2 separate regions of the Homo sapiens genome follow, and region 2 is linked to region 1. A link is an interaction called in ENCODE POLR2A ChIA-PET data of the cell type or tissue named here. Cell type or tissue: GM12878. All regions are shown on one strand. Each heading gives the region's core, and the rest is flanking DNA. Links, peaks and the distances in the headings are about the cores only. Region 1 has its middle 78 kb from the start of EFNA5. Region 2 has its middle 140 kb from the start of EFNA5.

Region 1 (5,384 bases), core at 315-5,314:
TAGCGAGAAAGTGGTGGTGCTGGGGCTCAAACCCAAGTTTTTCTTCTTCTGCCAAATGTTGATGTTTTAAACATCTTCTATAAAAGAATGCTTTACTGAATCTAATGCAATAGTACTTCCTTTGTCCATTCTAGGATCATTTAAAAATTTATCATTATTGTTGCTCTTTCTGACGCAAAGTATCAGGCACATCCTGAAACCATCTTCATATACTTCTCAAAATTCTGCAATTATGCAGTTCTGAAGACATCTGGAAAACAAAGTTGGTTCAGTGGGTTTTTGCATTACATGTGGTTTTATAGCCAAAGTAATTTAACCTTCCCTTTTTCTCTTCACAGTGGTAAACTATTTTCACAGTGTCTCAGGATTTCTTTATACACTATGCATGTCTTATTCAAGTCCTAAGATACCTTTATGTATAACTCAAAGTAAAGATTGTCATGCCCCACTGATTTCTATCATCCAAACATGTTGCTGAAATTCCAATTATGATGGCTTTTTCTGATTTAGCCATATAAATTCAACCCTATGGTTTGGATTTTTAAATCTCACTATTAGCATAGAGAGAGTTATTAATATATTTTACATTAAGCTATATCTAACACTTGGTACTGAGCTTGTTGTTTTGCTAGGAATAGAGCATATGCCTCATTATCCTTGCTCCTGGGAATACAAACTTTTCTTTAAAAAGGATACACAAATGCGTGCACACGTGCGCGTGCACACACACATGTAAACTCTGATACAAGTACATATGTAATTTTAGCATCCTGCACATTTAACTGACTCTCAAAATGGCTTTTGTGAAAATGGCTTTTTTTCTGAAGGTAAATTGTAGAAGAAGAAAGGAAGGGGCAATGACCCAGAGGAAAATACACTCTGTATTAACCACTGGCTACAAACAGACCCTCTGTCACAAGTTCATCAGGTGATGAGAAATATATTATAGCTCAAATAGAACATGAATATATTAGTTGATATAAATATTGTCTTGAAGATATGAAATTAAATACCAGAATTTTCTTTCCTGTATCAATTCATTTTATTAAACAGACACCATATTTGTGAGCTTGGTGGCTTTGGTTGGAAGCATAATGAAAAAAGATTAGTACATTCTCAGTTTAATTTGATAAAGATCACATAATAATGGTGACAGGTGGAGCCACGTGGGGGTGGAGGCAAATTGGTCTTCTGTCCCAGATGTCAAAGACGTGCTGCAGATATCAGGGAAATGTCTCATGGTTGGGAAAGGTCAGGGAACTCAGCAGGCTGGTCTTTGATACCTAGGGCTTTCATTTTTAATTAAAGAACATAACTCTGGTGAAAAGTCATCATATCATCCTATTTTATAGAAGCCTTGGATGACTGCTCTGTGAAGGAAATAATGATTGGGAAAATGCCTAACATAGTGCCTAGAAGGTGCTATATGTCTAATAAAATAATAAAAGTTGACATTTATCGAGTATCATCTCCGTGACTACTCACATCTCTATTATCACCAGTTTGCAGAGGAGGAAACTGATTCTTAGAGCAGTTTAAAATCTTTCCAGGGTCACAAAGCTAGGATGTGATGATCCTGGAGAAGCAACCAAACTGTCTGGTTTCAGACTGTGCATCTATCCACTCACAATGCCATGTTCTCAGAACCTTCCTTTCTTCTTTAGGTGCAGATCAGATAATTAACTTACATTTTCTGAAAAAGCTGTCTCAATACTGTGTGATAGAATGAATCACTTCTTTCCCTACATGTAGGATCTCATTGGAATAGATAAAAAGCTTGAATAAGCCTCATCTACAGCATCTTTTCTTCCATACAGGATACCACCCTGACCCCCAGTGCAGAAAGATGTCTTTTTCCCTGCATTGACAACCTGTTATCATACACCACAATTTTACCAACTTTAGAGTCTGAAGACTTCTCCTAATGCCTTTTTGGATTTTTTGTTGCAGTAGCCCAAAAGCATTTGTCCTACTCTTAAGTAGGAACATGAAACAGCTTCTCACTGTCACTCACTCATATAATAGTTTTTTTTAAGATACTCAGAAACTAATTGCTAATATTTTCTGCCCCTGCATTTTCTTTTCTACATCAAATAATTCCAGTTCCAGCTCCTCTTCCTCCTCCCTCTTCTTCTTCCTCCTCCCTCTTAATATATAAATTACTTCCACAAAGGGCCTACTTCCAAAAGTGCTAATCATTCTAATTCCCATCCTCCAGATTTTTCAACATCTGAATATTCAGTGGGTGTCATGAAGGCATCATCATAGAGTACTGAAATTACGGCATCTGGGAAAAATTTTAAACAGGTCCACAGGAATGTTTTCTGTTGTTTTACAAATTACAGGCAAAAACCTAAAGAAAATTATAGTTTTCCCAATTCTCAGATGGTATTTTGTCTAATCTAATGCAAGACAAAAAGTGGAGTAGTTTATATTGTTTATCTTGTATTGGAAAGATGTAGTTATTTTGGAAAAAATATTACACTCTCTAAATTTAGTAATTATTCACACTTGTGTATTTGAATGTATAACATAAGGCCATGTCAATGGACTATAGGAATTCAGAAGAAAGAAGTTGCCCTCATTTAAAGGAACGTGGTAAAGCTTTGAAGAAAGGTAACATTTGTGAGGGATATAAAAGAATAAGTAGTATTGTGACATAAACAACTTGGAAGGAAGGAAATTCTAAATGAAAAAGTAGCATAATCCAATGCTTGAAGAAATGAAAACACCTTGGAGAAGAGGAAATGGTTCCTTGTTGTGTCATTCACTAGTTGGTGTGTCAAAAAAAAAAATTAGACAGTAGGTAATAAGGCTGGAAATAAATATTGGAGTTAGATTATTTAAGATTTTTCAGCAAAGGTTGAATTTCTTTTAGGAAAGTAATTCCAGCAACAGAGTTTAAAATAAACAAAGAAACTAGCAGTAGGGAGGTCAGTTTTAAAATTGATGAAATTGTAATCACTGGGATTGAAATACATTGAGTACTTTTTGCATGCCCAGGGGAGAGTCAGGAGTATACATTTTAACATAAAAAGGACATGGTTCCATAAGGATGAAAAAATAAGAAAAGATCTTGGAATCTGTGATTAGATCATCGACTGGCTTTGAAGAAACTTTATTAGAAGAATGGAGGAAAGTGAGCAGAGGTGGATCAACAGAAGTGGGACATGGGAAAAGGACATGATGGTCACAGCATGTTTTCTTGTTGGTTGGTTTTTGGGATATGAGACTTATATAGCTAATGCAGAGAGACAGATTAAAGAGAAAAATAAATGGGATCCCCAAGTGGGGTGGGAAAAAATGACAAAGATGGAGACATGGTCTTAGAGGAAAGAGTAACAAAGTCAAATTACAGAGAGATTTTTGAGGTAGAGAGGAGGAAAGTTCAGGGATCTCATATTGTCTGACAATTCTTTTAGTCCACTGGATGTGGAATCATTTATGGGGAGTGAGGGGAACAAATGGTGCCTGAACTTATAGGAATGAAGAAGATTTGGCATAATCTTCATGGAGAGAGGAATAAAGGGTTAAGAAATAAATTGCTGAGCAGCAGTGAATGTCCAACCAGGAAGGGTAGATAGCACAGATGTGTAATAAGCATCTGCAGGATGTTTGATGTAATGACAGCAAAACTTCTGATAAATTCTTCATTTGCCTTGATGATAATTTCGTTTTTCAGATGTAGAGGAATGGATCAGGGGATTAGTAATCTCTTCTTAATTCTGATCAACAAGAAGGGGAAAATATTGCCAATAATGGGAACTGTGATCATTTTACCTGAATGTGTGTAACACAGATAATCTGGATATTAGAAAAGTCAGTGCTGGAAAGTTCTATGAGCTCCACAACGTATGCACACAAGAAGGCAAGAAGGGGCCATAACCATGGTAAATATGAAAGAGAAGCAAAAATGTATTTAAAAAGTAACACAAAGACCCAGCTAAGAATAAATTTGGGCAGACATGACAACAGGAGCATAAGGGAAAATAATTTAAGGAAATTGACAGTATATCTCTTATATCAGTGATATGATGTGGTCAATGTGAACTTTGACTGCATACCTAAAAGGAGTGTGTACGACAAAGAAGAGCCATCTTATTGGATTGAGTTTTGGTTGCCATGTCCAAGAAGATGTTAAATGTGACTTCTGTGCTTCTCAGATTTTTGCAACAGACCCCAAACGCCATGAATAATACAAGAGGTATCAAGTCCTTCTACATCCCAAATGGAAATGCTAGATCACTTTTGTGGAACAGCTAATGGACAGTAAATCTGGTTTTGTTTGCATGGGCCTATCACTCACTTCAATGGGAGAGAAAAAAGAGGAACATTCTCCACTCCTTAAATCAAGAGAGGGACGCTTAGAACTCCCTGAGAGCTTTGTTCTTATCTCCTGGAGTTTGGAGCAGAGACGCTTAACACCTGCCTCATCCCAGAAGTGTAAGATGGACAACTGGGTTCAGGGACCTCTGAGAAGTACAGCAGAGAGGAAAGGATAATGTTGGGAGGAAACTGGGAAAAAGCTGTCGTGTCCTGCAGTTCACCTGTGGGCTCAGCTCACAGGAAAACACAGGCCTAGAGGTGCAATGTGCCCCCAAACCCAGGCCTTGTAAGTGACCAGCCAGAGGATAAACCACTATCTAGATCAATGCTTCTCAAACTTTAGCCTGCATTAGAATTACCCTGGGAACCTGTTAAAACAAATTTCCTCAGCCACACCTCCTAGAAATTCTGATTCCTTAGGACTGAGGTGAGACTCAAAAATGTGTATTTCTAACAAGCTCCTAGGTGATAATAATTGTGTAATTTACGGACTATACTTTGAGAAGAACTGGTTTAGATGTCATCAGCAAAGCACCTCAAAGAACATATAATGGTGTCATGTAAAGGAGAGAATCAGCTTTGTATATCCATTATACTTCGAAGGCATCAGCACTTTTAACTGTGTCAGCCACGTTCCCATAGTCTCTTCTTCCTCAGCCCAGCACTAAGTCATGGGAAACAGCAGCCAGTGAGAAAAGGAGAAACAGCTATGAAACAATAAATATACAGTCATACTCTGTCCCCCAACTCCAGGCTTCTGAGACTGGGTCAGATCTTGGCAGGAGGGGATAAGCCCTAAACTGGACATATATTTGGAATGTTGAGCAAATTGGGATGGACCGAACTGGAGTTACAGAGTTATTAGTTTTTAAATGTCTAAAAGGACTACTCTTATTTCCCACAATAGAAAAGCTATGGGGTCTCTTTCAAATTTTGGACAAAGGTAGAAACAGAACTGGTTTGAAAACAATGGATAAACTAATAATGTTGATTAATCAGCTTATTGAATCAACCAATCGCAAATGTCTTAATAATGGTAGACTCTTGGCAGGTCCACA
Region 2 (5,384 bases), core at 120-5,119, 65 kb before region 1:
GTTGGTTCTTTGATTAGCCCCTGAATTCTAATTCATTAATTTGATAAATTACACTTTAAAGTAGTCTAGAGCATGATACGTCACATGTTCTTTAAAGTCAGGCTTTGCAAGAAACCCTACCTCACATGCCAGTGACCTTACGTGACAGCAATAGCCATATTAGTGATTGTTGAAAATGCCATTTAAGGATGGCAAGAAAACTAAAATCCTTATGAAAGGCAGTGAAAGTTAATTTCCATAGACACTTTTCAAAATTAAATAGTTGAGACACCTTACATTTTTCTCATAATTCTAAAAATAATTAGATCACAATGTGGATTAATTTCTTGTCACATTTAATTTTTTAGACAAAAGCTGTTGTTCGATTATGAGCATCACAAAGAAAAAAAATCCCCAAATGATACCATTCAGACAGTGTTACTTCCCATTTTTGCCCTTGCATTTTGCTCTAAGAACTAAAGTTGAGGCATCCTAGAATTAGTATTGCAGACCAAGATGAGATATGTAGTCTGAGTCTTATTTTCTAAAAAAATAATAAGGCCATTAAACAATCAAATTGTTGATTAAGAAAGAAATCTTCACATTAACTCCTCACGACATTTCAGGTGATAGATTTGACTGTTCAAAAATCTTATTCTCAATGCCAAAAATATAAAAAATTATACATATAGTATCCTGGCAGCCATAATGGGCTATTACCCCAGGATACGCTGGTTGCCAGGATCTTTGACTCTACATTAAGAAAGATCTAGACTCTCACTCCAGCTTCACCATTCACTCCCTGAGTGACATTGAGTAAGCGCCTTCGCCCCTCTGAGGCTTGGTTGATTTGTCTGTAAAACCGTGAGGATGAAATGAATGCATGTAGAGTGCTTAGCACAGGTTGAAGTTCAGTTCATTTTAGAAAGCTACACCGAGGAAGCCATTCCGACTTTCAGAACATCACAAATTACTGTCCATGTGGTGTCAAAGTAAGACTTAAGGGTAACAGAATAGCTTTGAGATGGAGAAAGAATCAGACTTGCTGGGGACCATTTGAATTCCCAGGCCCCCAGGTTTTGGGACACTTCTGACTTAAGCTTGTGGAGACAGCCTTAGTTAATGTCATCACCTCAATGTCCTAGGAACTAGCCCAGCACCTGGCCTCTCGCCTGTCGTGGAGAAGCTCCTGAGAACAGGACCTAGGTCAAGGCAGCACCCAGGAAGCCTGCGGGTTTGCTGGAAGGCCCTGCTGTGGAGGGGATGCCTGAGGAAACGTTCAACAGCTTCAGCTCAGCAGTGAGCGGCTGGAAGACCAGTCCACGTGGGCGGGCAGCATCTGTTAAGGATGTCCAGACTCATTCACTCGCTAAAATACTCCCTGAACAGCTGAAGCAGAGGCGATCTAGCAGTGATGCCAGAAATCTGGGTCCCGTAAGCTTAAATGGGAGAAAGGATCTCCCCACATCCCTGCCCCCAGAGCCACCACTTTCTCTGCCTTCCTTATTCTGGGCCACTCTGGTTCCTCTTCTGCCACCAGACCTGCCACATGGCCTCTCCCAGACTCAACAGTCAGACTACCAGAGTTCAAGCCCCACTCCACCACTCATTAGCATTTGGCAAGTCACTTAATCCTTTGAGTCTCCGTTTACTCATCTGTAAAATGGGATTAATTAATATTACTTATTTCACAAGTGGTTGTTGAGGATTAAATGGTAGAATACAAAATTCTCAATAAACATTAGCTCTGATAATCCTTCAAGAAACAGTTACTTCCTGAGTGTCTAGTGCGTGCCCAGCAGGGTGCTGGAAACAGGGGATTCAACAGAGAGCAAAGCCAATCTGCGGATTGTGCTCTAGGAGAAGAGAACAGATGTCAATTAACAACCATACAGTGACAATGGTAGTATGCAGAAAAGGTTCACAGTTCCATCAGAATATGTAATAAAGGGCTGGGGAAGGTGTCCCTGAGAGTGTGATGATTTGGCTGACCTCAGAAGAAAGCATACTCAGCTTCTGTCCAGCCCTGTCTGCCAAATCCCTGCTGGGCCCCACTAAATCCTCAAAGACTGAGGCTGCCCCTCCCCAGCCTCAGGACTCAAGCCCTGATCTTTCCCAAAGGAAACCACTAACTATCTCTGGTGGTCTGTGTCCTCCATGCCCTCTGGCTTCAGCACTGCCGGTGAAATATCCAGATGGTGGTGTTAACCCTGGAGGGGGTCCAGGTCCAGCACTGCCAGGGCAGAACTTTGGAACACTTTGTGCAGGGTCCCTCAGTGGCAGCTACAACTATGCACTTCCTGTGAAATGTGCGGGCATGTTGGGAAATGCTTGAGGGGTCCATGGTTCAAGGATGACTCTTTGATAGGAGATTTAAACTATGATCTATTTGAACATTCGGATTAGGCCGCGTGTGGTGGGTCATGCCTAATTCCAACACTTTGGGAGGCTGAGGTGGGTGGATCACTTGAGACCAGGAGTTCGAGACCAGCCTGGTCAACATGGAGAAACCCCTTCTCTACTAAAAATACAAAAATTAGCCAGGCTTGACGGCAGGTGCCTATTGTCCCAACTACATGGGAGGCTGAGGCACAAGAATCGCTTGAACCTGGGAGGCAGAGGTTGCAGTGAGCCAACATAGTGCACTGCACTCCAGCCTGGTGATGGAGTGAGACTCTGTCTCAATAAATAAATAAAAATAAACTTTCAGAATAGCCTATGTGAGGAGAACCAAGAAGGGGTGAGTTCTTTAGGTGACAACTGAGATCTGAAATTTCAGCATTAGCTTGTGGTTACTGCACACTTTGTTCAATGGTTTCATTTTCTCATGTCTAAGTCCTCTTCCCCAAGCCGCATGCCCACTCCAGCATGCTTGAGCAGGTCCCCGCCTCCCACACTATACCTGCTATGCCAGGGGGACCTGTCCACTGTTTCTTAGACCTGTGGGAACGTGGGCATCTTCTTGCCTGAACTCCTGCTATTCCTACAGCCTAGATTGTCCTGTGTCCTCTCTGTAGACTTCCACGACTCTCTACCCCAAAAGCAAAATTGACCTTTCCACCTTCTATAACATCTACTGGCCTTCTACTTGTCTGGGCTGATCAAGGCTGGGGATAACTCTGCATTCCCTGTGCCTAGCACATAGTGGGCACTCAATAAGTTCCTGTGAAATTGACTTGACTCTCTCTGCCCATACCTGCAGCTATAATACCCTATCAGCTAGAGCTTCTTCTTTCATGAAAACCAACAATATTTAGAAACAAAGCACCATTTCTGTTTTGTTATCTTCTTATCATGTATTGGCTTCCAAATCTTTAATTGTTTCCTGTATTTTCTTTATCCTAAATCCTACCCTCATTTGAACTCTGAACACATTGTTGGAACTTTGTAAAAGTTAATAATAATACATTTCATCCTATATTTATTTGTCCAAAACTATTTTCGAATATGTACATATATAGTTAGAAGCATCACGGAGTCCCACAGATATTTATAATGTTTGACTCACTCCAGAAAGATTCCTGGGATTTTTGCTGGGTCAGCCATCTGGCCGCTGTACTGTGGGCTGCCTGGTGTCTCACTGTGGTGTCTCCCAACCTTCCATTCCCCTGTTTACTTGGGTGACAGTTTGCTTCAGTGGTCAGATCCAGCCCTCAGCCTGCTTGATCCCTTCTCCCATGGAAGTCAGTCCCTGGCTGGTTTCAGTGGGCATTGTTGAGGTGGCGGCCATATGTCAGAGGTAGGGAGTGGAGAGGAGAGAAGAAGAGAAAAGGGGAGCTCCCAGCTGCATGACTGTCAGGGGCTTCTAGTGGGGGATTCTGACAGAGTCAGGAGGTGAGAGGAGGACCAGCTGCTTAGCAGCTATTTATAAGACTGTCATATGGGGAAGTGTGTCTGGCCGGCAGAAGCGAAGGGGGGTGGCGGACTGAACTGGCTCCTTATTTAGCTTTATGACACACACGCAGCCCAACTGTGAGAACCCACTCTGTGTGGAGACACCTGGTCAAATCTGCCTCCGCCAGACGGTGGGAAAGAACATTGACATTTCTCAATGGAATTGAAAAATGGCAGTGCAATTGGGTTTTCAGTAAGAACAATAAACTTTTTTCCATCTTGCTTTCCTTCCTTGCTGAAACTCTTAGGCCTCCCATCAAATAGACTAGTGTTACCTGCAGCCACTGCCCCAGGGGTGCAGGCTTCCACCAGAGAGCCCTGCAGTGTTAACCAGGAAAGAGCAGAAGTGGAGTTAGACCCTTCTTTCAGCTGGGCAGGAGCAGTCAAAGGCTGGAGATTTCTACAAAACCAGCTAAGCCGTGGGAGACAGAGTGACTGCTGGTTTCCTGGAGTGGAGAGAGGTTAATAGTGTGGTGCATTTGGGGTCTGTATGGGGACCAATGTTATTTAATGTGTTTATTATTGATTTGGAAGAGCGAATGGATACTAAGTTAGTGAAGGCTGTGGAGGGCACTAAGTTATTTCACTTAGTAAACACCACAGAGAGTTGCGGAGAATTCAGGAAGGATTTTCCATGGAGTTAAAGAAATTAGAAATAAAAATGTCTCGTTAGATGATGTACTCTGTCCCACTGGGCCAGCAGAGAATTGTTGCCGACAAGAGAAAATATTTCCTAGAGTTTAATTCAACCTCAGTTTTTAAATGCCTTCAATGTGCTCACCTTCTTTCTGGGAATATGGAAGTTCTGTCTGTTTCCTAATGCCTGTCTCAAGTTTTTCTTTTTAAATTCCTCCTATTATGCCTCACAGTTATACCACAGGGATGGGCTCTCTTTGTGGCTTCTCAGTATTTCATTTTCTGTACAACACCATGAAGGCAGGCCATTAACATTTCTTCTAGCCAATTCTGCTCCAAAGTAGTTCTTTCATCTTTTCTTAAACTGTTTTGTCATTATTCGTTCTTCCTAGTTCCCAAATCCTGGTAGCTGCCATCAGCCCCCTTTCAGATTCAGAAAGTAGTCTGATTCCTAGACCTGGTAGATTGTCCTGATGGCCCCAAAGGGAAGAATATTATAGAAATACAGAAATAGTAGTTAGACATTTACCTATTCACATGTCTGTCCAATAACATGGCCTGTGGTTGAAGCTCAAAGTCGTAAAAATCATGTTTGTCAAGTGATCGTATTGAAAACCCATTTCCAACTTGCCATCAGGCTCATTACCAGCATTCTTGAGTTCCAAGTATTGACCCCTAGCTCTAACTATTTGTGTTTCAGCCCTACTATCCCCCAGCAAACTGTTTTGCTGCTTTCAATTTCCAGAACAGGGAGTTACAGGCTCCAGTGAAGCTGTATGGAGCATTTCTTGTTGTTTAAAATATTCTTGAACATGCCGAGAGATGGAGCAGCTTGATGAGAGATGGCTCTTTACATAAATGTAAAATGAAAAACT

Evidence for each region. ChIA-PET counts read pairs that join two places held together with the same protein. Peaks named below come from ENCODE experiments on the same cell type or tissue, not always from the same donor. Only the 100,000 strongest peaks of a DNase experiment are listed, where the experiment ranks them.
Region 2: POLR2A ChIA-PET joins it to region 1 with 5 read pairs; 2 of 35 experiments call an interaction of 5 or more read pairs at or near these places.

The regions. Positions count from the first base shown.
Region 1 is chr5:107,746,232-107,751,615 of GRCh38, reverse strand. No RefSeq gene overlaps it. Among named protein-coding and RNA genes, the nearest start is that of EFNA5, 78 kb to the right of the region's middle. In GM12878, for the core only: no CTCF peak of the experiment used is centred there; no DNase peak of the experiment used is centred there; H3K27me3 peaks cover 120 bases.
Region 2 is chr5:107,811,213-107,816,596 of GRCh38, reverse strand. No RefSeq gene overlaps it. Among named protein-coding and RNA genes, the nearest start is that of EFNA5, 140 kb to the right of the region's middle. RefSeq lists enhancers at 2,914-3,113, 3,831-3,930, 4,031-4,140. In GM12878, for the core only: no CTCF peak of the experiment used is centred there; DNase peaks (open chromatin) are centred at 2,796 and 3,896; H3K4me3 peaks cover 834 bases; H3K27ac peaks cover 2,367 bases.